Linked DNA regions of Homo sapiens: region 1 is linked to region 2. The links are chromatin contacts, found by Hi-C or POLR2A ChIA-PET in ENCODE. All regions are on one chromosome and are shown on one strand. The core of a region is the stretch at or near the end of the contact, and the rest is flanking DNA. Distances in the headings are between cores, read along the strand shown.

Evidence for each region. Hi-C counts contacts between places; a loop is a spot of excess contacts on that map. ChIA-PET counts read pairs that join two places held with the same protein, here RNA polymerase II (POLR2A). Pooled maps may share reads with other maps.
Region 1: a pooled map shows a loop between it and region 2 (5-fold over the local background). The contact joins the promoter of P2RY12 here to the enhancer-like site in region 2. A Hi-C loop is called at or near these places in 4 of 37 single-sample maps with no recorded cell type and 2 of 50 pooled maps. POLR2A ChIA-PET finds 5 or more read pairs at or near these places in 1 of 52 experiments (OCI-LY7).

The regions. Positions count from the first base shown.
Region 1 is chr3:151,383,070-151,386,482 of GRCh38, reverse strand. It overlaps P2RY12 (purinergic receptor P2Y12), which reads left to right and starts at 1,730. Exons shown (of 3, transcript NM_022788.5): 1 at 1,730-1,791. It overlaps MED12L (mediator complex subunit 12L), which reads right to left. Exons shown (of 45, transcript NM_001393769.1): 34 at 2,595-2,704; 35 at 2,265-2,400; 36 at 1,292-1,453.
Region 2 is chr3:151,167,989-151,171,272 of GRCh38, reverse strand. The region is part of intron 11 of MED12L (mediator complex subunit 12L); the gene reads right to left. Among named protein-coding and RNA genes, the nearest start is that of GPR171, 34 kb to the left of the region's middle. Within about 2 kb of position 1,477, at least 14 of the 41 ENCODE cell types and tissues checked have a DNase peak (open chromatin) inside an H3K27ac peak, as active enhancers do.

The DNA.
Region 1 (3,413 bases), core at 481-2,980, 210 kb before region 2:
GAGAGACAGAGGTTGCAGTGAGCAAAGATCGCACTACTGCACTCCAGCCTGGGCGACAGAGCGAGATTCCATCTCAAAAAATATAAATAAACAAAGTAAAACAAAATAAAACCAAGGTTCAATTGCCACCTGTAAATTGACTGTTTCCTAATATTTGTCTTGAGATGAGAACTTTTTCCTTGGTGTAAAAACCACACATCCAAATGGATTCCAGATGTCTTACTACCAGGAAGTCCGCTGACACTGCAAACTCAAACTTGACCATGACTTTAGCTTTTTTTCTTTACACAAACTGGTATTAGATTCTCAGGCTACTCTAAATTCCCTGGTAAATCTGATTCTTTCATGTCTTCATATAAACTCTCCCTTTATTTGTACCACAATTTTCCCTACCTCCCAGCTAACTCTTAATCCTTCAAAATGACTCGTGTCAATTTTCCTGGGGACCCTCTATTCTATCCCCTAATACTCTCTCTGTACCATGTCACACAAATCTCATTACACTGTAATTGTCTGTCTACTTCCCCCTTGAGGGTAGGAACTCTGTCTTTCATCTTGGTGATTGTGGAATGTCGGTGGTTGCTTACTGTTCATTAAAAGAGTAACTGACCAATTTTCTCATATTTTAGAGAACCATCTTTAATATCTTATATAAAACAAATGTCCATTAAATACTGCTTGATAGGAATAGAGAATATCCTAACAATTAAAATAATTTTTATTTGAAATAGCTTACTACAGGAAGGTTTTTTTTTTTTTTTCCCCCCCCAGAGACAGGGTCTCACTTTGTTGCCCAGGCTAGGGTGTAGTGGCTATTCACAGGCATGAGCCTAGCACATTGCAGCCTTAAACTCCTGGCTTCAAGCAATCCTCCTGCCTCAGCCTCCCAAGTAGCTGGAACTAAAGACATGTGCCACCATGCTCAGCTTACAAGAAATTTTTCATTGATAAATATATTCTGCTTCTAAATCTGAAGTATAATCAGAACTTATTTATGCAATTTTTTTTTTACACTAAGCTTTTACTTAGTTTTCTCTTGGTAGGTTTCCAAAAATTTACTTAAATTCAGGGAAACATTTTAAGTCCTTTAAACATATAAAACGTAGATCTTCAAAGATATGACCTCTTTATATGATAATGCCAATGACTAAGTACACTTAGAAGACAAGCATATGCCTTAAAAACATCAACAGCAAAATTAATATATTTTATATATCCTATGGTAAGACAAAAAAAAGTATTTCATCTTTTGTAAATAAATTTATATATAAGAAAAAACATTCACTCTTGCCTGTTTTTTATCTATAGAGTCAAATCCAGCAATTTTGTTTCCTTTTGTGTCAATCAAGGAACCCATAGGTTCACAAGTGATGACATCACATGTCTGTTTCGGCAAAGGTAGTAACTGTCGAACTTTGTCAATACTTTCTGATCGCTTGTCTCCTAGCTCTTTCTAAAGAAAAAAGAGAGAGAGAGAGAGTGAGAAGTGGGACAGAAATTACAATGAAGGCAAAAGTTAACCAGAAGGAAGTTCCCCTATGAAACATTTCCCTTTTTATAGCTTAGCGCATGTTCTTTAACCCTGAACATGTTCTACAAGGCAGTTCCAAATAGAGCAATGAGTGTTTCATTTCTTCTATTTAAGTAGAAAATAGAACACATACAAAGGCACTGTTGTTACACAACAAACATCATAGTGCTGAAATGACAAAAATCCAGGGTAGTGATCACAATCAGAAGACAGGAGCTGCAGAACAGAACACTTTCTCATGTCCAGGGTCAGATTACAAGGTAACCATTGATTTATTTGATTGGTAATGCATCAGATTTATTTGGTTTCTTTTTTGCACTGTTTTCTTACAATTTTTTTTTAAAGGAGTCTGTTAGTGGTCGGTCAAATGAATCGATTTATAAATTTCAATGCAGATGGCTATTTTTTCAATTACACGTGCCAGTCCAAGCATAGAGTTATCCTAAATCTATCTAATGTTAGTATTCTGGTTATATATTTAACAGTGGATTTCTAAAGTTCTTTAAAAAATTAAACATGTTTTATAATGTAATTGTTTTCAATAAAAAATAATCAAGGTTATGTGCATGTAACTTCTGGGTACTAATAAGGTTAGGTGAAACAAATAGCAAATAATCACATTAAATTAAGTTGAATACAATTAATAACATTTAATGAGTAATAAATTAAAATGCACTAGATAATAAATCCATAAACAACTTGAGCTCATAATACAGGCTGATCTCAAACTTACTTTCAGTTTCTTTACTAAATTCATGTATGCACGCTTGTTCTCTTCAGATCCCCCAGGGGATGCATTTGATAGGTCAGAGGCTAACGTTCCATTGATTAAAACACCCAGCATGTCAAGAACTGTTGTGAATAATTCACTAAGAAAGAAAATAATTATTTTCATCTTAAAGTGAAACTGAAATACACTTATTTAACTGAGTATTTTTATTCAAGGCACAGAATTTTTAATAGCATCCAAGTAAATAAGATGTGGCAGAAATCGCCATCAGTATATCAAAGCTTATACCATGCATACATGTAGCAAAATCAATGTGAAGTGATAAAAACATACTTGTTAGTGTGCATGTCAACAGTTCCTGAAGTAATGATCTGAAGGAGTAGCAGGGCCCAGTCTGTAGTCCACTGGGTGCTCCTCTGCACCGTGTCAAACATTCCTCCTACCTAGCAGACAAAATACAGTAAGATATTTGCATTCTGTAAAACAGAAAGAACACCCCATTGCTTTATGTTATCAAATTTTGATTGTTTTTTATTTAAAAAAACAAGGGATGCTCTAGTTTATAGATTACCTTATCTTTTCTCTTTTACCTACATGTTTATCACTATTTTTAGTTCTTTCAGCACAGTTCAGTCATTCAAACATTAACTAAAATGAAGAAGGGACGTGAGTATCTGAATGTGGGCACCAATAAACTTAGCTTTCTTTTGTTCCAAATCTTTTATGATGTCCAGTTTTATGATGCAATTATAGTTGAATTAAACCTGAATAATGTCAAAGTCATGTAATCCAATTATCTGCATCTTTGTGTTTGCTGTACAATTACTATTGAATCTAAGCCTGCTATCATAATACCATATGGAAACATCCACTATCACAGCAGTGGTGGGCAGGAGGCTTGGCCCGCACACCTACCAGTTCACGTGTTGGGACAAGGTTAGAAACAACTGCAAAAGTATCAGGCAGGCCATCCTCCAGAGGGGCCTGCACTTGGGCCTGCCTGATGGGAAAAGAAAACTCAAGGAATGCACAATATGTGAGACATTTTAAATTTCTATAAAACTTCTCTGTGGGATTTGTCTTTATAATCAATTTGATGGAAAGTTGGACAAAACTTTGAGTTAAAAGACTTTTTAAATGGTTTTAAGTAAG
Region 2 (3,284 bases), core at 228-2,727:
TGCTCAGAGGTGAGGTCACAAGTGACAGGCTCAGTGAGCATGTGGAAACCAGGGGTCCCACTGTCCACATAACGACTCCTTTGTGTGGATGTCAGGATTTGCCACCTCCATCACCCAGACTAGAAATGGCTCTGAAACACTAAACAAGCAAATAAGTGAGTACATGTTGTAGAAGACATGTACCAGGAATTGAAAAGTGACAAGCATCTGAGTGAATATGGCCAGCAGACACACTGCCTGGCTGCACAGTATTTTAAAATCAGGAAAGTTTACATGCAGATCTTGACATCCAGCTTCTCTTGAAATGTTGGATGATCAGGGAACAGTGGATCCCAAGCAGAATCTAAGAATTTGAGAGGCTTCCCTCTTCAGACAGGGTCTGCCCACTTCCCAGACACCTCAACCCCCACCACCTCCAGGCTGCCTTATACATAGCATCCCCCGACTCATTCCCACTACCTGCCTGGCCACTGTGGGACATGAGCCCTGACCTCAGTATTACCATCTTTATATCTCACACTACTCTGAATGGAAAACTAAGCAGCACAGATCTAGAATAAGGAAACACTCAGGTTTTTGAGATTTTTATTTTCACCTCCCTTGCCATTATACCCAAAAGCCCAGACACAGAAACAGTGGCCAAGGAAATGGGGCGGTAAAGGGCAACAGGGAGGGAGAGTAAAGAATTAGCACATTCCAGGCCAGGTGCAGTGGCTCACGCCTGTAATTCTAGCACTTTGGGAGGCTGAGGTGGGTGGATCACGAGGTCAAGAGTTCAAGAACAGCCTGGCCAACATGGTGAAACCCCATCTCTACTAAAAATAGAAAAATTAGCCGGGCATGGTGGCAGGCGCCTATTAATCCCAGCTACTCGGGAGGCTGAGGCAGAGAATGGCTTGAACTCAGGAGGCAGAGGTTACAGTGAGCCAAGATCACGCCACTGCACTCCAGCCTAGGTGACAGAGCAAGACTCCATCTCAAAAAAAAAAAAAAAAGAAAAAGAAAAAAAGAAATAGTGCATTCCATGTGGAATCAGTGAAGGCACACCACATAGCCTGGCACACCCCAATGTGGGCACAGAATCAGCTCCTACTCCCACTCTCATGACCACAGTCCAACCACAAGGCAGGGCCCAGGCCTCGGATGCCTTCATCCCATGCACTGCAGTTTTCAACAGGCTTTCACCAATACTGAAACTGATTACACACACAAACTTCTCCCATTTAGACAGAAGTTCTCCCCTCCCTACAAGGAAGTAGAGAGGACTGCATTTCCCTGTCGCAGTTCCAGAGAAAAGGGAATTAAGGAATCAAGGAGGGTGAAATTCAGGTTTTCCCAACAGATGTGAAGAAGCAGGCTATGCAACCTGGGGCCTAGGCCTACCTAGACACGACTTCTAGTAACAGCAAACCTCCAACCTATTGCAACTACAGAAGTTGATCATGTTTTATCTATCGTGCTATCTAAATCCTGAATGAATTATGAAAACAAAAAAGGGGAAGTATATTTTAAAGAAGTGAGACCAATTTCTGAATCCTAACCACACGTAACTCCTTATCAGAGAACAGCATCATCACATTAGTTCTTCCAGTATAATACTAATAATTGCTATATTATTATTGTTAACAATTTTTAAAACATATTTGTATAGTGCCTTATAATTCTCAAAGTGTTCATGTTTCCTTAGAGAAAAAAAGGGCAAGTACTCTATGCCTACTTAACCAGGAAGGGCACTATTGCACAAAGCCTTGAGTAACTTACTCAAGATCACCAGCTGATCAGTTAACATGATGCTGCAGCACATGCATGAATTCCAGAAATACGCAAAGTGACTCTGCAGTCAAGAAAACAGGGCTGGGCACGGTGGCTCATGCCTGTAATCCCAGCACTTTAGGAGGCCAAGGCGGGTGGATCACTTGAGGCCAAGAATTAGAGACCAGCCTGGCCAACATGGTGAAACCCAATCTATACTAAAAATATAAAAATATTAACCGGGCGTGACGGCAGGGCACCTGTAATTCCAGCTACTTGGAAGGCTGAGGCAGGAGAATTGCTTGAACCCAGGAAGTGGAGGTTGCAGTGAGCCAAGATCACGCCACTGCACTCCAGCCTGGGAGACAGACAGAGACTCCGTCTCAAAAAAAAAAAAACAAAAAAAAAAAAAAACAAAGAAAAAGAAAACAGTAACCCCTGTTAAGGAGTAAATAGAGAGATAAAACTTGATTACATATACATATATACCTTGATGCATATACCATACATACAGATACCAACGACATATTTTAAAAATTAATTTAGTCCAGGCACACTGGCTCACACCTCCCAGCACTTTGAGAGTCCAAGGCAGATGGATCACTTGAGGCAAGGAGTTTGAGACCAGCCTGACTACAAATAGAAAAATTAGCTGGACACAGTAGTATGTACCTATAATCCCAGCTACTGGGGAGGCTGAGGCATGAAAATTGTTTGAACCTGAGAGGCAGAGGTTGCAGGGAGCCAAGACAGTACCACTGCACTCTAGCCTGGGCAACAGACTGAGACTGTCTTGGAAAAATACTAATAATAATTTAATGTTAAGTATTACAGAAGGATCCATCTATTTTGTTATCCTTTTTGCCAGACTATTAAGAAAAGGTGACCAATCTGAATTATGGGTTGAAAACGTAGTTTTCATCAAGTCTTTCTGAAGTTGAGTCAACATTCAAAATAATTACTGCTAAATGGGGCAACACTGATGGCCCTTCCAGAAATGTGCGTGCCTAGAGCCTCCAGGACTCTCAGTCCTGAGCACATGTCGCCCTCTGGTGGCACGCACCTCTCTGAATCCTGGAGAAGTCACTCAGGTAGGGGAAGCTTCCGGCAGTGATTTCCAAACATTTCCCACACACCCTCTCAGCTCAAAGAGTTTTTTTAGTAAAAACTTTCAACACACACTTATTTATAACTTCTATACCTATACGATCATAATAATTACATTCATTTCCAGAGACAAAAGAAGCTTTTGAAAATTATAATCTGAACAGAAGTTCTAATAACCTTCTTGCACCCTAATGGCTCATTGCAAGCACCCACTCCGGAGATATCTGTGATTTACAAAGAACCTCACAGTGTGATTTCATTCAGAAAGATTGCAACATAATTTCTGCCCTTGAATTTTTTTGAAAAAACACCCCTATTTTTTTCTTGAGAGTGCTGTAACTTAAGTGTCTGCAGGTGAATGGGGCAATAATCCTGAAGTTAGCCAGTGCATACACTCTGAAGGTATATAGTCAGGCTAACCACAA